Linked DNA regions of Homo sapiens: region 2 is linked to region 1. A link is an interaction called in ENCODE POLR2A ChIA-PET data of the cell type or tissue named here. Cell type or tissue: Caco-2. All regions are shown on one strand. Links, peaks and the distances in the headings refer to the core of each region. The heading gives the core; the rest is flanking DNA.

Region 1 (2,899 bases), core at 252-2,751:
CCCTGACTGTACCTGTTGAGTTGACGTAGGTGGTGAACACCCTGGGAGCATGGTGGATATTTGGCAGGATACTTGCCCATGGCTGGAATTCCCAGTGGTGACATTGGTGTTAAGTGGGCCATTTCTGTTGATTCAGCAGGAGGACGTGGCTGCCCAAGATGTCAATAGCTGATGGGAGGCAGATAATAATGGGGAGAGGACATGGCTGTTGGATGGGACAGCACTTTGTTCCCAAGTCTGCTCTGAAATTGCCCACAGCTAGCTAAACCATGTTGGACTTAAGACATTTCTCAGTTTCAGTTTTAGGTGGTAGTCCCCAAATTCTAAAAGCGGACTACTACATCTTGACAGGAATTCTTTTTTTTTTTTTTTTTTTTTGAGACAGAGTCTCTCTGTGTTGCCCAGGCTGGAGTGCAGTGTCGCGATCTCGGCTCACTGCAAGCTCTGCCTCCCCGGTTCATGCCATTCTCCTGCCTCAGCCTCCCGAGTAGCTGGGACTACAGGCACCTGCCACCACGCCCGGCTGATTTTTTTTTGTATTTTATTGATTGATTGATTGATTGATTGTAGAAACGGGGTTTCACCATGATAGCCAGGATGGTCTTGATTTCCTGACCTCATGATCCGCCTGCTTCGGCCTCCCAAAGTGCTGGGATTACAGGTGTGAGCCACCGTGCCTGGCCCCCAACTTGACAGGAATTATTATTATTATTATTATTATTATTAAGACGGAGTCTCGCTCTGTCGCCCAGGCTGGAGTGCAGTGGCGTGATCTTTGCTCACTGCAAACTCCGCCTCCTGGGTTTATGCCATCCTCCTGCCTCAGCCTCCTGAGTAGCTGGGACTACAGGCGCCCGCCACCACACCTGGCTAATTTTTTGCATTTTAGTAGAGACGGGGTTTCACTGTGTTAGCCAGGATGGTCTCAATCTCCTGACCATGTGATTCGCCCGTCTTGGCCTCCCAAAGTGCTGGGATTACAGGTGTGAGCCACAGCGCCCGGCAGATGGGAATTCTTTTACAGATATTTGATACCCAGAAAGGGGTGTGAGCCCAGACTGATAACTTACTTTTCTTTTTCAGGAAGGATGTCGATTCTGCGCTTCTCAGTAACTACGTGGTAAATTGAACTGTTACATTTTCCTCTCTGATAATTTGCCCTTTGCTTGTAAGATTGTTGAATTGATTTTGGTTAGAAATGACTGAATTCAGACTAGGTGCAATGGCTCACGCCTATAATCCCAGCACTTTGGGAGGCTGAGGCAGATGGATCACTTGAGGTCAGGAGTTCGAAACCAGGCTGGTCAACATGGTGTAACCCCATCTTTACTAAAAATACAAAAATTAGCCAGCTGTGGTGGCACGTGCCTGTAGTCCCAGCTCCTTGGGATCCCAACTGAGGTAGGAGGATCACTTGAACCTGGGAGGGGGAGGTTGCAATGAGCCAAGATCACGCCACTGCACTCCAGCCTGGGCAATAGAGCCAGGCTCTGTCTCCAAAAAAAAAAAAAAAAAAAAGGATGTAGTTGAATTTTCCACTTCAAAACAAGACATGTGGCACCATCTAGTGGACCTTGGAATAGTCTAAGCTTTATATGTTATACGTATACGTAGTACTTCAGGGAAGCTGGGAAGACTCTAATTCAGAGCAGGCAAATTTCAGTAAATCTCAAAGATTCTAGATAATCATTTGGGATGTAGTCATAGGATAGAAGCATCTATTTTAGAGCTGTTTCTGCAAAATTTCCCATTGAAATATTTATGCTTTTTCCTAATTATCACCCTTGATATATTTATATATTTATAATGCTTTTATACATTGTTATTTTAATCTTCAAATAGTCTTTTGGGTATTAACATTGTTATTTTGAAAGTGAGTTTAGTTGACTCACCTTTCTGAATAGTAGAAATTAACAAATTTATAATTTTTGGGGCCTAGGGTGGGGTTCCCAGGGAAAGGAAAAGAAGGAAAAAGATTGGTAAGACGGAAGATATTCCAGCATTTTTGCCTCCTATTTGGCACTAGCAAAACCATCTGATAGGCTCACTCCAGGTGTAGAAAGAACCATTTATACCTTGACTGTGAATTTTCCATGTGCTAGAGTCTAAACTCAGGAAGACTCAGAGGAGGTCTAGAAGGTAGTAGCTTAAGTGCTGTGGCTCATGCCTGTAATCTCAGCACTTTGGAAGGCCAAGGAGAGAAGACTGCTTGAGGCTATGAGTTAGAGATCAGCCTGGGAAACCTAGCAAGACCCCCAGCTCTTAAAAAAATAAATTAGCTGGGCATGGTAGCAAACACCTACTATGGTCCTAGCTACTTGGAAGGCAGAGGGGAGGTTTGCTTCAGCCCAGGAGTTTGAGGTTACAGTGATGACCACTGTACTCTAGCCTGGGAGACAGCCTTTGGGACCCTGTCCCCTAAAAAAAGCTCCCAGAGTGGAAGACAGCAAAAAGAAAGAAACCGCCTCCCTTCCACATCCCCCCAAAAGAAAAGAAGGTAGTAGAATAAACAGAGTTGGCCATATTCTTTCCTCTCTAAAGGCTCAGTCTCAAGTGGTTGCAGCTTAGAACAGGAAGGAAATGGTTGAATGGTTTTTGGCCAAGCCTTTGGCTTTTAGGAGCCTCCTTGTCCAGTTTGGACTTTGCTAGGCGTTTGGGTGTTTTATCCATTGGGGAAACATTGCATTCATTGATCTCATGCCACTATTTCTGAAAGGAACAGCAGATGAGAGGGGTCGCATTGTATTTAGTGATGGTGTGTGAGCCTGCATTTTCTTCACTTCTGTGGTAGAATCTCTAAAACAGGAATGAGACTGAGATTCCCCCCTGCCTCCAGCACTCTAATGCATGCATGTTTTATCCTTGTGGGGAAAGTTTGCTTCTAAAAATCCATAGCATT
Region 2 (2,899 bases), core at 297-2,796, 69 kb before region 1:
AGCCACTGTGCCTGGCCTCATTTTTTTTTTTTTACTTCACTTTATTGTGCTTCAGAGATATTGCATTCCTTAACATTTTTTAAATTTAAAAATATAAATAGGCCGGGCGCAGTGGCTCAAGCCTGTAATCCCAGCACTTTGGGAGACTGAGGTGGGCGGATCACAAGGTCAGGAGATCGAGACCATCCTGGCTAACACGGTGAAACCCCATATATACTAAAAATACAAAAAAATTAGCCGGGCGTGGTGGCGGGCACCTGTAGTCCCAGCTACTCGGGAGGCTGAGGCAGGAGAATGGCGTGAACCCAGGAGGCGGAGCTTGCAGTGAGCTGAGATTGTGCCACTGCACTCCAGCCTGAGCGACAGAACAAGACTCTGTCTCAAAAAAAAAAGATAATAATAATAATATTTAAAACAATTTAGATGGGGGGGGGTCTCGCTATGTTGACCAGGCTGGTTTCGAACTCCTGGCATCAAGCAATCCTCCCATCTCAGCCTCCCAAAGTGCTGGAGTTACAGGCGTGAGTCACCATGCGTGGCCCATTTTTTAACATACTAGAGGATTGTGGCAACCCTGTGTTGAGGTAGCGTATTGGTGCCGTTTTTCCAACAGCATGTGTTCATTCGCTGTCTTTGTGTCACATTTCGGTAATTCTTATTGTATTTCAAACTTTATTACTATTTTTTTGAGACAGAGTCTTACTCCATTGCCCAGGCTCAAGTGCAGTGGTTTGACCATAGCTCACTGCAGCCTTGACCGCCTGGGCTCAAGTGATCCTCTTGCCTCAGCCTTCTGAGTAGCTGGGATGACTGGTTTGTGCCACCATTCCTGGCTAATTTTTAATTTTTTTTTAAATTTTTATTTTTGTAAAAACAGGGTCTCACTATGTTGGTCAGGCTGGTCTCAAACGCCTGGGTTTCTAGCAATCTTCCCGCCTCAGCCTCCCAAATAGATGGATTACAGGCGTGAGCCACTGCACCTGGCTCTTTTTTTTTTTTTTGAGATGGAGTCTCACTCTGTCGCCCAGGCTGGAGTGCAGTAGCCCGATCTCAGCTAACTGCAACCTCCGCCTCCCAGGTTCAAGCGTTTCTTCTGCCTCAGCCTCTGGAGTAGCTGGGAGTATGGGTATGAGCCACCAAGCCCGCTTGGCTGTTTCTTTTTCTTCCTCCCTCTTTCCTCCTCCTCATTCTTTTTCCTCCTCCTTCCTTCCTCCTTACTGCTGCCCCCCAAATTGCTGGGATTACAGGCATGAGCCACCGTGCCTGGCAGTTTCCGTCTCTTCCTTCTCCTCCTCCCCCCTCCCCTCCCCTCCTCCTTTACAGGCCTGAGCCACCAATCCATGTAGTTTCCTTCTCCTCCTCCTCCTTTACAGGCATGAGCCACTGCGCTTGGCTGTTTTTTCCTCCTCCTCCTCCTCCTCCTCCTCCTTTACAGGCGTAAGCCACCTCGCCTGGCTGTTTCCTCCTCCTCCTCCTTTACAGGCTGCGCCACCACACCTGGCTGTTTCTCCCTCTTCCTCCTCCTCCTCGTCCTTTACAGTCGTGAGCCACCTCGCCTGGCTGTTTCCTCCTCCTCCTCCTCTTCCTTCTCCTCCTTTACCGGCATGAGCCACCCTTCCTGGCTGTTTCTTCTTCCTCCTGCTCCTCCTCCTCCTCCTTTACAGGCATGAGCCACTGTGCCTGGCTGTCTCCTCCTCCTCCTCTACAGGCGTGAGCCACTGCAACTGGCTGTTTCCTCCTCCTCCTTTGCAGGCTTGAGCCACTGTGCCTGGCTGTTTCTTCCTCCTCTTTCTCCTTTACAGGCGTGAGCCACCACGCCTGGCTGTTTCCTCCTGCTCCTCCTCCTCTTCCTCTTCCTTTACAGGTGTGAGAGCCACCAGGCCTGGCTGTTTCTTCCTTCTCCTCCTCCTCCTCATTCTCCTCCTCCTTTACAGACCTGAGCCAGGGAGCCTGGCTGTTTCTTCCTCCTACTCCTCCTCTACAGGTGTAAGCCACCAAGCCTCGCCGTTTCCTTCTCCTCCTCCCTCTCCTCCTTCTCCCCCTCCTCCTCTTCTCCCCCTCCCTCCTCCCCCTCCTTTCCTCCTCCTCCCTTCTTCCTTTCCTCCTCTTCCACCTCCTTCTCCACCTCCTCCTCCTCCACCTCCTTCTCCTCCTCCTCCACCTCCTTCTCCTCCTCCTCTCCTCCTCCTCCCCTCCTCCTCCTCTCCTCCTCCCCCTCTCCTCCTCTCCTCCTCCTCCCCTCCTTCTCCTCTCCTTCTCTCCTCCTCCTCCCCTCCTCCTCCTCCCCTCCTCCTCCCCTCCTCCTCCCCTCCTTCTACTCCCCTCCTCCTCCGCTCCTTCTCCTCCCCTCCTCCTCCTCCCCTCCTCCTCCTCTCCTCCTCCTCTCCTCCTCCTCTCCTCTCCGCCTCCTCTCCTCCTCTCCTCTCCGCCTCCTCTCCTCCACTCCTTCTACTCCCCTCCTCCTCCGCTCCTTCTCCTCCCCTCCTTCTCCTCCCCTCCTCCTCTCCTCTCCTCCTCCTCCCCTCCTCCTCCTCTCCTCCTCCTCTCCTCCTCCTCTCCTCTCCGCCTCCTCTCCTCCTCCTCCTCTCCTCCTCCTCTCCTCCTCTCCTCTCCTCCACTCCTCCTCCTCCACCTCCTCTTCTTTCTCCTCCTCCTCTTCTTCCTCCTCCTCCTCCATCTCCTGCTCCTCCACTGCTCCTGGCTGTTTCTTCCTCCTCCTCCTCCTCCTCTTCCTTCTCCTCCTCCTCCTCCTTTAACAGGCATGAGCCACCACACCTGGCTGTTTCCTCCTCCTCCTTTACAGGCTTGAGCCACTGTGCCTGGCTGTTTCTTCCTCCTCCTCTTCCTCCTTTACAGGCATGAGCCACGGCCTGGCTGTTTCCTCCCGTTCCTCCTCCTC

Evidence for each region. Peaks named below come from ENCODE experiments on the same cell type or tissue, not always from the same donor. Only the 100,000 strongest peaks of a DNase experiment are listed, where the experiment ranks them.
Region 2: POLR2A ChIA-PET joins it to region 1 with 10 read pairs; 9 of 35 experiments call an interaction of 5 or more read pairs at or near these places.

The regions. Positions count from the first base shown.
Region 1 is chr7:66,029,721-66,032,619 of GRCh38, reverse strand. LOC105375336 (a long non-coding RNA gene) reads left to right here. Exons shown (of 5, transcript XR_002956511.2): 3 at 1,084-1,120. Among named protein-coding and RNA genes, the nearest start is that of ASL, 45 kb to the left of the region's middle. In Caco-2, for the core only: CTCF peaks have their summits at 1,368 and 1,568 (motif pointing left); no DNase peak of the experiment used is centred there.
Region 2 is chr7:66,098,743-66,101,641 of GRCh38, reverse strand. No RefSeq gene overlaps it. Among named protein-coding and RNA genes, the nearest start is that of CRCP, 15 kb to the left of the region's middle. RefSeq lists an enhancer at 876-1,437. In Caco-2, for the core only: no CTCF peak of the experiment used is centred there; DNase peaks (open chromatin) are centred at 1,371 and 1,871; H3K4me3 peaks cover 1,371 bases.